2 separate regions of the Homo sapiens genome follow, and region 2 is linked to region 1. The links are chromatin loops, found by intact Hi-C in ENCODE. Cell type or tissue: ovary. All regions are shown on one strand. Each heading gives the region's core, and the rest is flanking DNA. Links, peaks and the distances in the headings are about the cores only.

Region 1 (5,361 bases), core at 255-5,254:
TCCACACCAGGAGCTCCCCGCATTGTGACAACCACAGATGTCTCCGGATATCACCCAGCGTCCTGTAGGGACAGAGATACTCCAGTGTGGAACCCTTGTTATAGACAAAACTGATTTATTTTCTCCTTTAACGACCTCATCTCCCCTTTGATGTGCAGGAAGTGGGGTCATTCAGAATTGAGGATTGCTTTTAAGTCATTTAGTGCTGTCATTCGGAGAGGGGAGAAGTAAGGTCTCACTGCTTTTAGAAAACATTAGAAATGCCTACTTATGGCTGGGTGCGGTGGCTCACGCCTGTAATCTCAGCACTTTGGGAGGCCGAAGTGGGTGGATCACTTGAGGTCAGGAATTCAAGACCATCCTGGCCAACATGGTGAAACCCCATCTGTACTAAAAATACAAAAACTAACTGGGCGTGGTAGCACACGCCTGTAATCCCAGCTACTTGGGGGGCTGAGGCAGGAGAATCACCTGAACCCAGGAGGCAGAGGTTGCAGTGAGCTGAGATTGCACCACTGCACTCCAGCCTGGGCCACAGAGTGAGACTCTGTCTCAAAAAAAAAAAAAAAAAAAGGCTACTCCTTTCTAGGTGGGCCTTTTATGTGGCTTTTGAACACTTAGTACTGATTTAGAAGATGGCCTGAAGTTGTCAGTTGCAAGCATTGGAAGATGACAATGTTTGCAATGTGCTTTCTTGGTTTTAACCTGGAACGTGAAGCTTCCAACGAAGCTCAAATTCTGCAGGTGCGTCTCGATCTTACAGAGGAGCTTTATTTAGAAAACATCCTTTGACCGATACCGTTATTTTCTGTTCTTGTTTCATGCTTCGTAAACCCTGGGGCCCCACTGTTTGAAGGCAAAGAGAACTAAACACAAATTACCCTCACGTGTAGACAATTCAGCTTCGTGTTTACTGAATGGAGGCATTTTTCTTGTTCACCGATAGTAGTGGAAAACACTCCTTTCTTCATTCAAGGTGTTATTCGGATTTTTTCAGTTCCATCTGGAAGCAGCGATGGTCTTTAAAATCGTATCCAGAGTCATTTGTATTTTTGAAGATGCTTCATGGTTTCTTACAGGAAGGTCGTGCCTGGTCTCTATAGGCTTGGGAGCTGGTGCTTTCTTTTTTTCTTTTCTTTCTTTTTTTTTTCTTTTTTGAAACACAGTCTTTCTCTGTCACCAAGGCTGGAGTGCAATGGTGCAATCTTGGCTCACTGCAACCTCCGCCTCCAGGGCTCAAGCAATTCTTCTGCCTCATCCTCTCGAGTAGCTGGGATTATGGGCGTACACCACTGCACCCGGCTAATTTTTATATTTTTAGTAGAGACGGGGTTTCACCATATTGCCCAGGCTGGTCTCAAACTCCTGACCTCAGGTGATCCACCTACCTCGGCCTCCCAAAGTGTTGGGATTACAGGCGTGAGCCACCGCGCCCGGCCTGTCCTTTTTTTTTTGAGACATGGTCTCATTCCGTTGCCCGGGCTGGAGTACAGTGGTGCGATCTCGGCTCACTGCAACCTCTGCCTCCTGGGTTCAAGCCATTCTCCTGCCTCAGCCTCCCGAGTAGCTGGGACTACAGGCACCCACCACCACACCCAGCTAATTTTTGTATTTTTAGTAGAGACGGAGTTTCACCATGTTAGCCAGGCTGGTCTGGAACTCCTGACCTCTGGTGATCCACCTGCCTCGACCTCCCAAAGTGCTGGGATTATAAGCATGAGCCCCCGCACCCGGCCTGTCTTTTGTTTTTGAGATGTGGTCTCGTTCATTGCCCAGGCTGGAGTGCAGTGGCGCCATCTTGTCTCATTGCAACCTCCGCCTCCCGGGTTCAAGCGATTCTCCTGCCCCAGCCTCCCGAGTAGCTTCCATTACAGGCATGTGCCACCACGCCCGGCTAATTTTTGTATTTTTAGTAGAGACGGGCGGGGGGGGGGACGGGGCCCTCACCATGTTGGCCAGGCTGGCCTCGAACTCCTGACCTTAGGTCATCCACCCACCTCAGCCTCCCAAAGTGCTGGGGTGACAGGCGTGAGCCACCGCGCCCGGCCGCTGTGTCCTTTCACGGCTGATTTCTGCAATTCTGCGTCCTTGTTGATGTCGGGCGCCTCTCCCCGCTCGTTGACATTTCTTGACTTCACTTGTCACTGCTTTTTATACATGCACTCTTTGGCCTGGCCTCTGTCTCTTAAGGGTTAGAGAAAAGTGTTCATGGTTTACGTCACCCAGGAGACCCTACCGATGAGTGTGAGAGCTAAGGAGATGGGCTGACCCATCCTCAGTCACACAGCGGCCCCCGAGGGGTCACTCCTGTCCTCCTCCTCCCCCATCCTGCGGCGTGAGTGGGCCACGCTCTCTCTGTGTGGTTGCTCCCCCACATCGGCTCCTGACACGGATGGGCGGTGGGGTTCGTGGGCAGCTCCGAGACGCTTCCACGAACAGTTACTTGAACCTCGCAAAAGGAAAAGTCTTACTGCTTTTTATGACAAAAATTGAGGTATAATTTACACTTCATAACATTCAGACCTTTTAAGGATGCAATTCCATCTTTTAAATAAGTTTATCAGCTGTGCAAACATCCCTATAAGCCCCTTTCAGAACATTCCTGTGATCCCAGCATTTTGGGAGGCCGAAGCAGGTGGATCAGTTGAGGTCAGGAGTTCGAGACCAGTCTGGCCAACATGGCGAAACCCTGTCGCTAGTAAAAATACAAAAATTAGCCGGGCGCCTGTAATCCCAGCTACTCAGGAGGCTGAGGCAGGAGAATCGCTTGAACCTGGGAGGCGGAGGTTGCGGTGAGCACTGCACTCCAGCCTGGGCAACAGAGCGAGACTCTGTCTCAAAAAACAAACAAACAAAAAAACATTCCATCACCTAGTAAAATCTTTTGTCCCCATGAGGGGGACTCTCCACCCCCTCCCCCAGCCCTGGCACCCACGCCTCTCCCTCCTGTCTCTGGACTGGCCTGTCCTAGACATTTCAAAGAAATGGGTCACACACTGTGTGGCCTTTTGTGTCTGGTGTCTCTCACTGCGTGTGACATGCTCAAGGTGCATCCGTGCTGTGGCCTGCGTCAGAGCCTCGACCCTTTTCAGGGCTGAGTCGTGTTCCGGTGCGTGGACAGGCCGGGCTGTGCTCATCCATCCATTCAGCAACACACGCTCGGCCGCTTTTGCCTTTGGGCAATGGAGCACAGTGCTGGGATGTAAATGGCTTTTTCCTGGGCACAGGCAGTCCACTGCACTGAAGCTTGGGATGTTTGTTTAGTGGTTCTTTCTTTCTCTTTCTTTCTTTCTTTCCTTCCTTCCTTCCTTCTTCCTTCGTCTTTCCTTTCTTTCTTCCCTTCCTTTCCTTTCTTTCTTTCTTTTCTTTCTTTTCTTTCTTTCTTTCTTTCTTTCTTTCTTTCTTTCTTTCTTTCTTTCTTTCTTTCTCTCTCTCTCTTTTTCTTTCTCTCCTTCTCTTTCTTTCTTTTTTCTTTTTCTTTCTCTCTCTCCTCTCTCTCCTCTCTTCCCTCTCTCCCCTCTCTCCCCTCTCTCTCCTCTCTCTCTTTCTCTCTTTTCTTTTTTTTTGACGGAGTCTTGCTCTGTCTCCCGGGCTGGAGTGCAGTGGTGCAATCTCGGCTCACTGCAACCTCCACCTCCCAGGTTCCAGTGATTCTCCTGCCTCAGCCTCCCGAGTAGCTGGGATTACAGGCATGCACCACCACACCCAGATAATTTTTATGTTTAGTAGAAACAGGGTTTCACCATGTTGCCCAGGCTGGTCTCGAACTCCTGACCTCAGGTGATCTGCCCGCCTCGGCCTCCCAAAGTGCTGGGATTACAGGCGTGAGCCCCCATGCCCGGCCCCTTCTGTCTGCTTTCTTTCCCATCTCAGTGCTCCCTCTTGAGCCGAGAGCCTCATCATCCCTGGCGGGAGACTCCGAGGTGACGAATCAGCCTCTGGTTTCTCCAGCTCCAGCAGGACCTTCCTAGTAAGCTTCCTGGGCACTGATCAGACGGTCACTTCCCTGCCTCCTATCAAGTCAGCACCCACATGATGGCACCCCAGTTCCTCATGGGGTCTTCAGGGTCCTGCATGGCCTGGCCCTGCCCTCTGACCCTTCAAGTACCCCACCCCCACTTGGCTCCATCCACCTCCCCGGTGCCCCTGGGTTTCCTGGACGCTGCTGTTGCTGTCTCCTTTGTCTGAAACGCTCCTTCCTTCCTTCCTCTATCCGACAAAGGCCCGTTGTGTGCCTATTTTAAGCCTCAGAACTGGTGCCAGGCCCTGGGAGCACCACGTGAATGAGGCATCTGTGTGCTGGTGTGGGGGCCGTGGAGATGGCAGTCTGGGTCAGAGGGGCCTGAGCCCAGGGTGGCACAGAGGTGGGGGCCTCGGGCCTGTGTGTTCTAGGAGCTGAATAGGTGCAGGGGTGATAAGAAGTCGTCCAGGGGGGTAGAGAGGGGGCTGCGGAAGGTCCAGACAGGAGGCCACGAGGAAGCTTTGAGTAGAATACAAGTTTGCCAGGGAACGGATTGGTGGAGACTGGCCCATCTTGGTGGGTACACAGAGGGCGCTAGGTCTCCCCATGCCACTCACCACACATTTTCTCAGCCTGGCTCACTGCAGCCTCAAACTCCGGGCTCAAGCAATCCTCCCACCTCAGCCTCCCAGAGTAGCTGGGACTACAGATGCACGCCACCATGCCCAGCTAATTAAAACTTTTTTTTGTAAACGTGGAGGTCCCCCTGTATTGCCTAGGCTGGTCTCGAACTCCTGAGCTCGAGTTCAACCCTACCCTGTGATGGCCTGAGTAGGGTCATTTTCTGGGGCAGGGCTGTCCTGGGCACTGCAGGTCCTGAGGTGCCGAGCAGCGTCCCTGGCCTCCACCCACTCCACGCCAGGAGCACCTCCAGTTGTGACAACCACAGATGTCCCCAGACATAGCCCAGTGTCCCTCAGGGAGCAGATCACACCTGGGCTAGGGGAGTCCACGGACTCCAAGAGACTCCGCGTCCCATGATCCTCTGCCCTGCTGAGGTCCCAGGAGGCTGCACACATTGAAATCCACACCCTGAGTGGGGAGGGAGAGAGGAGGTGAGCCCCAGAAGCTGGGGGTCCCCCTGATTTACACTGTCTGCCCCATTGGGAGTTTATTCTGGTGTCTAGTGTGATCAGGAAGCAGACTTGATTTTTTTCCCAAATAATGTAGGGGCTCCCTCTTAGTACTGCAGATAGGGGGGACCGGATTGTTCTCTGGGGTGGGGCCGTCCTGGGCACTGCAGGGTGCTGAGCAGCGTCTCTGGGCTCCACCCACTCCACGCCAGGAGCATCTCTGAGTTGTGACAGCCACCGATGTCCCCAGACATTGTCCACAGTCAT
Region 2 (5,361 bases), core at 173-5,172, 74 kb before region 1:
CGCGTCACCCATCTCTGCCCTCGGTGTCCCTGCCCTGTGGCCGCGTCACCCATCTCTGCCCTCGGTGTCCCTGCCGTGTGGCCGCGTCACCCATCTCTGCCCTCGGTGTCCCTGCCGTGTGGCCGCGTCACCCACCTCTGCCCTCGGAGTCCCTGCCGTGTGGCCGCGTCACCCACCTCTGCCCTCGGTGTCCCTGCCGTGTGGCCGCGTCACCCACCTCTGCCCTCGGTGTCCCTGCCGTGTGGCCGCGTCACCCATCTCTGCCCTCGGTGTCCCTGCCGTGTGGCCGCGTCACCCACCTCTGCCCTCGGAGTCCCTGCCGTGTGGCTGCGTCACCCACCTCTGCCCTCGGTGTCCCTGCCGTGTGGCCGCGTCACCCACCTCTGCCCTCGGTGTCCCTGCCCTGTGGCCGCGTCACCCATTTCTGCCCTCGGTGTCCCTGCCCTGTGGCCGCGTCACCCACCTCTGCCCTCGGTGTCCCTGCCCTGTGGCCGCGTCACCCATCTCTGCCCTCGGTGTCCCTGCCGTGTGGCCGCGTCACCCATTTCTGCCTTCACATCCACACAGTGTTCTCCCTGTGCATGCGTCTGCATCCAAATGTCCCCTTTTTATAAGGACATTGGTTATTGCTCTAGGGACCCGCCGTACACTGGTATGATGTCATCTTACCAAATTCTGTCCGCCAAGATCTTATTTCCAGGTGAGGTCGCATTCCAAGGTCCTGGCAGTTAGGACTTCAGTGTATGGATTTGGGGGACACAGTTCAGCACACGACAGTATTCAGCCCCTGGAGCCGCCTGTCAGCGTGGCTGCGCGCAGAGGGTCCCTGGGGCCCAGCTGGGGAGTGGGACCTGGCGGCAGAGACCCCTTGCACTGTGCTGGCTCAGAAGGAGGAGCCGTGGCCTCCTGGGTGCTGGGTCAGAGTTTCCTTGTAGGTGTTTGTGGCTTTAGTCACTTCTTGGAGAGCAGATCTGGGCACAGAGCAGAGAAGAATAAGAAATTATCCAGAGGCAGCTGTCACTGTAGAAGATTCCTTCAGGCCTCGCCCTTCCTCGTCCATCCCGAGGCTGGCGGCCTCTTGGCCAGGCCCTGTCTGACCCAGCCTGAATCCGAGCGTCTGATCTCAAACCTGTGCTTCTCCTCACGGTGGTTCCCCAGCTCCTGAGGCCTCAGGCCTGCCCCTTGCCTCATGCGTCTTGGCACACAGAGTGCAACTAAGAATAAGGTCCACTATGCACGGGCTGGGCCCGGCCCCGGAGGAAGGCCGGTGACACACAGCCCCGCCACCCTGTATGTCAGCCAGTGAGGGACAGAGATGGGGAAGACCCAGCTGCTCAGAGACACCAGAGGCCCTGGACAGGGAGTGGATTCCAGGGAAGGCGGCTGCCCAGCCCAGCCCGGAAGGAGCAGGTGGAGAAGGGAGGCCCAGCCAAGGGAACCTCATCGCAAGAACAGAGGATGGGGGTCCCATCCCACGGCCAGGGCCTCCCCAAGGGCTGCCCCTCCATGCGCCAGCACCACAGCAACCCCTCTCCATGCCTGCTTCTGGCCTCAGAGCAGGTTCTCCAAATGCTCCCAGTGAAACTGCACAGCCGGGCAGCGTTTCTGGAATAGCCTCAGCATGTGTTGATCTGGACACGGAGGGTGCACCAGCACCCGTCCACGTACCTGCCTGTGTGGGGGTGTTCACTCAGCGTTGTGCACGCCTGGTCTCGTACCCCTCCCCCCCCCCCCGATGGGGAGGTGCTGTCGCCATCCATGGGGGACAGAAGAGGAAACTGAGGCTCAGCAGAGTTAAGTCGCTTCCCCTAGGTCACACTGCCAAAAACAGCCAACCGAGGTCTATGCCACGAGACTCACCACGAGGAATCATGATTTTTTTTTTTTGACATGGAGTCTCACTCTGTTGCCAGGCTGGAGTGCAGTGGTGTGATCTCAGCTCACTGCAACCTCCAACTCCCTGGTTCAAGTGATTCTCCTGCCTCAGCCTCCCGAGTAGCTGGGATTACAGGCACGTGCCACCATGCCAGCTAATTTTTGTATTTTTAGTAGAGATGGGGTTTCACCGTGTTTGGCCAGGATGGTCTCTGTCTCCTGACCTCGTGATCTGCCTGCCTCGGCCTCCCAAAGTGCTGGGATTACAGGCGTGAGCCACCACGCCTGGCAGAATCGTGATATTAACAACAGATATCGCAGGGCGCCAAGCGCTGGGCTGACAGCTTCCGGGTTATTTTTTCCCCGACCCCTGACAGCAGCCACAATGGAGCTCCCCATTTTACAGACATGGAGGCGGAGGCTCAGGCCGAACAACCCGTCCGAGCTCACAGGCTTTGCAGGCCACGATCCGGGAACCGCCTGGCCTCTCCCTCACAACCCGGCTGGCTTAAAACAACCAAGATTGATTTCCCTCGCAGTTCTGGAGGCCAGAAGTCTGAGATGAAGGTGCAGGCTGGGCCACGTTCCCTCTGAAGGCCCCAAGGGAGGCTCCGTCCTGCCTCTTCCAGCTGCTGGGGGCCAGCGAGCCTCACCTCTCTTCGTGTGGCCACATGGCCTCAGCCTCTGCCTCCGTCTTCACGCGGCCGTCTCCGTGCGGCCATGTTCAATCCCTGCATTAGGGCCACCACAGCGACCTCATCTCCACTTGTTTCCATCTGCAAAGACACAGACAAGGTCCCGTGCTCAGGTCCCAGGTGGACGTGACTAGCCCAGAACTTGGCTGCTCCAGCGGCGGGGGCGGGGGCGGCTGCTTCTCCACGCAGCTTGTTACATCTGAATGTTTAGAGTCACCATCGCCAGCCTTCGGGGGAAATGGAGGCACAGTGAGGCCAAGCCTTCCTGAGCTGGCGCCTCAAGGCAGCCGGCCAGCCTGCCCCGGGGGAAGCTCACGTCGGGGCTTCCTGCTCAGAGCCGTGAAGGTCACTGTGGCCGAGGCCCCTCCAAGTTGGCCCAGGCACCCAGGAAACCTGTGTGAAAGGTCTTGTACTAAAAAAAGACCTGTCCATAGACTACAGCTCCAGATTCCAGAACAGCCTCTCCTGATGTCACCATCTGGCACCCTTTAGAGCTTTGGCAGGAAACTGCAGGGACCACAGACATGAGCAGAAGCAGCTGTCAAGTCCTGGGAATGAGGAACAAGACAGGGTATCCGAGGGGGGACCAGGCGGATGTCCGAGGGGGAACCAGGAGGGTTTCTGAGAGGGAACCAGGAGGGTGTCCGAGGGGGCATCCAGGAGGGTATCCGGGGGGGAACCAGGCGGGTGTCCGAGGGGGGCACAGGCGGGTGTCCGAGGGGGGCACAGGCGGGTGTCCGAGGGGGGAACCAGGCGGGTGTCCGAGGGGGGAACTAGGCGGGTGTCCGAGGGGGGAACCAGGCGGGTGTCCGGTGGGGGAACCAGGCTGGTGTCCGCTGGGGGAACCAGGAGGGTGTCCGGTGGGGGAACCAGGCTGGTGTCCGCTGGGGGAACCAGGAGGGTGTCCGCTGGGGGAACCAGGAGGGTGTCAGGTGGGGGAACCAGGCGGGTGTCCGAGGGGGGCACAGGAGGGTGTCCGAGGGGGAACTAGAGGGGGGTCTGAGGTGGAATGAGGTAGGTAGGCCTCCCAGGGGGAACAAGACGGGTCCCCAAGAAGTCCCTGGGGGGAGTCCTCTGCAAGTCCTGTGAAACAGTGATACCAGGGCAGGCACACCTGGCCCCGTTGGGTACCTAAGAAATGCTTGCTGACATGCCACAAAAGAGGTAAATTGAGGAAAGGGGCAGTGGCTCTGGCTGAGGACAAGGTCTCTCCCTCTCAGCACTGTGGACATTGGGGCTGGATCGTTCTCTGGAGTGGAGCTGTCCTGGGCACTGCAGGGTGCTGGGCAGCATCCCTGGCCCCCACCCACCTCATGCCAGAAGCAGGGGCGGAGGGGACCTCCGTGGCGCCTCAGTACCACCCTGGGAGTGCTCAGGAGGCCCTGGGAGCACGCGGGTTCTCTAGGGCAGGCCCTGCTTGCCTGCTGGCCTCACACTTTCTGGCTGTGTGCATAGCCGGATTGGTGAGCTCTGGGCCTCAGGTCATCATCTGTGAAATGGGCGTATTAAGGCCTTTCTACCTGGGCTGTCCTGGAGCTGAGATCAGCCAGCACCCTTAAAGTGAGGCCCAGCTAGTTAGGGGCAGGCCTGGGGTGCCTGGAGTGGGGAGTGTGAGGGGGCCTGATGGGGGTTTTTCCTGCACCCCCAGGTATCACCTCTTCTGGGCTCAAGATGGACAACAAGAAGCGCCTGGCCTACGCCATCATCCAGTTCCTGCATGACCAGCTCCGGCACGGGGGCCTCTCGTCCGATGCTCAGGAGAGCTTGGAAGGTAGGTGGGTGCCTGCCACTTCCCCCTCTCCCCGGGCAGCGGCCAGCACAGTCGCCTCGTGTAGACACCTGGTGTGTAGATGCCTGGTCCCCCGCCTGGCTTTTTGGGGGTGGAAGCTAAGCCCAGAGAGGGCAGGGGTCTGCCCAGGGCCACACAGCCCCCGGCCGTGGGAGCCAGGGCCGAGCTGAGCCCTCCCGCCTGCCACTGCGTGGCGCCACCACTGCTTGATGCCTTCAGGCTGAGCTGCCTTCCAGTGGCTTTTTTCCATCTCCCCATCTTCCACCAAGGTGTGTTCTGGAATGTTCTCACCACCCAGTGTGTGTGTGTCACCATCGGTCACGGGGAAAAAGCTCTCCTAGTGCTGGCCCCGCCCCAGAGTCCCAGACTCGTTGGCATCCTGCATGGCCTGTCCGCTCCCCAGGTGCCTTGGTCTCCTGGCTGGTCTTGCTTGCGCTTCTGCGACACCTGGATCCGGGGCTCGGAGGGAAAGGAGGGCTCGGGGAGGCACCCTCGTGTGGCTGCAGGTTCTGCTCTAGGTCCTCCTTCCCCACCTATGCCTCGCTCACCTGTGTCCTGGGCCTGCCAGGCCTCTGTAGCATGGACACCCAGTGACAGCTGTAGGGATGTGCCCGGGGTCCTTGACACAGTGCTGGGCAGGAAGTGGCTGACCCCCACTTCTGACCTGGGTTAGGACCCTGGGTCCACACGAGGAGGCGGCCAGGGCTAGTGTTGTCTGGCTCGGTGGGAGGGCCCCCTGGGTGCTGAGTCTGTCAGGTGGGCCAGCAGAGAGAGGGGCCCTGTGGCTGTTTCTTGTCCTGCTCTCAATGGTCCTGCCCTGGTACAGACCCAGTCATACAGGCCTTCTACTGGGGGCTGGCTTCAAGCTCCTTACTCAGGCCAGGCGCCCTTGGAGGTGCAACAGCATCCGGGGCACCTCACCCCTGACGTGGCCCTCCAGGTGGGGCCAAGCCCCCACCACGCCGCAGCCGGGCAGCCCCAGCATTGGGACCCCACAGAGGC

What was found. Hi-C counts contacts between places; a loop is a spot of excess contacts. Peaks named below come from ENCODE experiments on the same cell type or tissue, not always from the same donor. Only the 100,000 strongest peaks of a DNase experiment are listed, where the experiment ranks them.
Region 2: it touches region 1 in a loop (2.3-fold over the local background); 1 of 110 quality-filtered maps calls a loop at or near these places.

Annotation. Positions count from the first base shown.
Region 1 is chr19:2,694,360-2,699,720 of GRCh38, reverse strand. The region is part of intron 1 of GNG7 (G protein subunit gamma 7); the gene reads left to right. Among named protein-coding and RNA genes, the nearest start is that of GNG7, 5.7 kb to the left of the region's middle. RefSeq lists an enhancer at 1,039-1,158. In ovary, for the core only: no CTCF peak of the experiment used is centred there; no DNase peak of the experiment used is centred there; H3K27ac peaks cover 911 bases.
Region 2 is chr19:2,767,949-2,773,309 of GRCh38, reverse strand. SGTA (small glutamine rich tetratricopeptide repeat co-chaperone alpha) reads left to right here. Exons shown (of 12, transcript NM_003021.4): 2 at 4,219-4,341. The coding sequence starts at 4,242. Among named protein-coding and RNA genes, the nearest start is that of SGTA, 13 kb to the left of the region's middle. RefSeq lists an enhancer at 4,045-4,545. In ovary, for the core only: no CTCF peak of the experiment used is centred there; DNase peaks (open chromatin) are centred at 3,205 and 4,351; H3K27ac peaks cover 535 bases.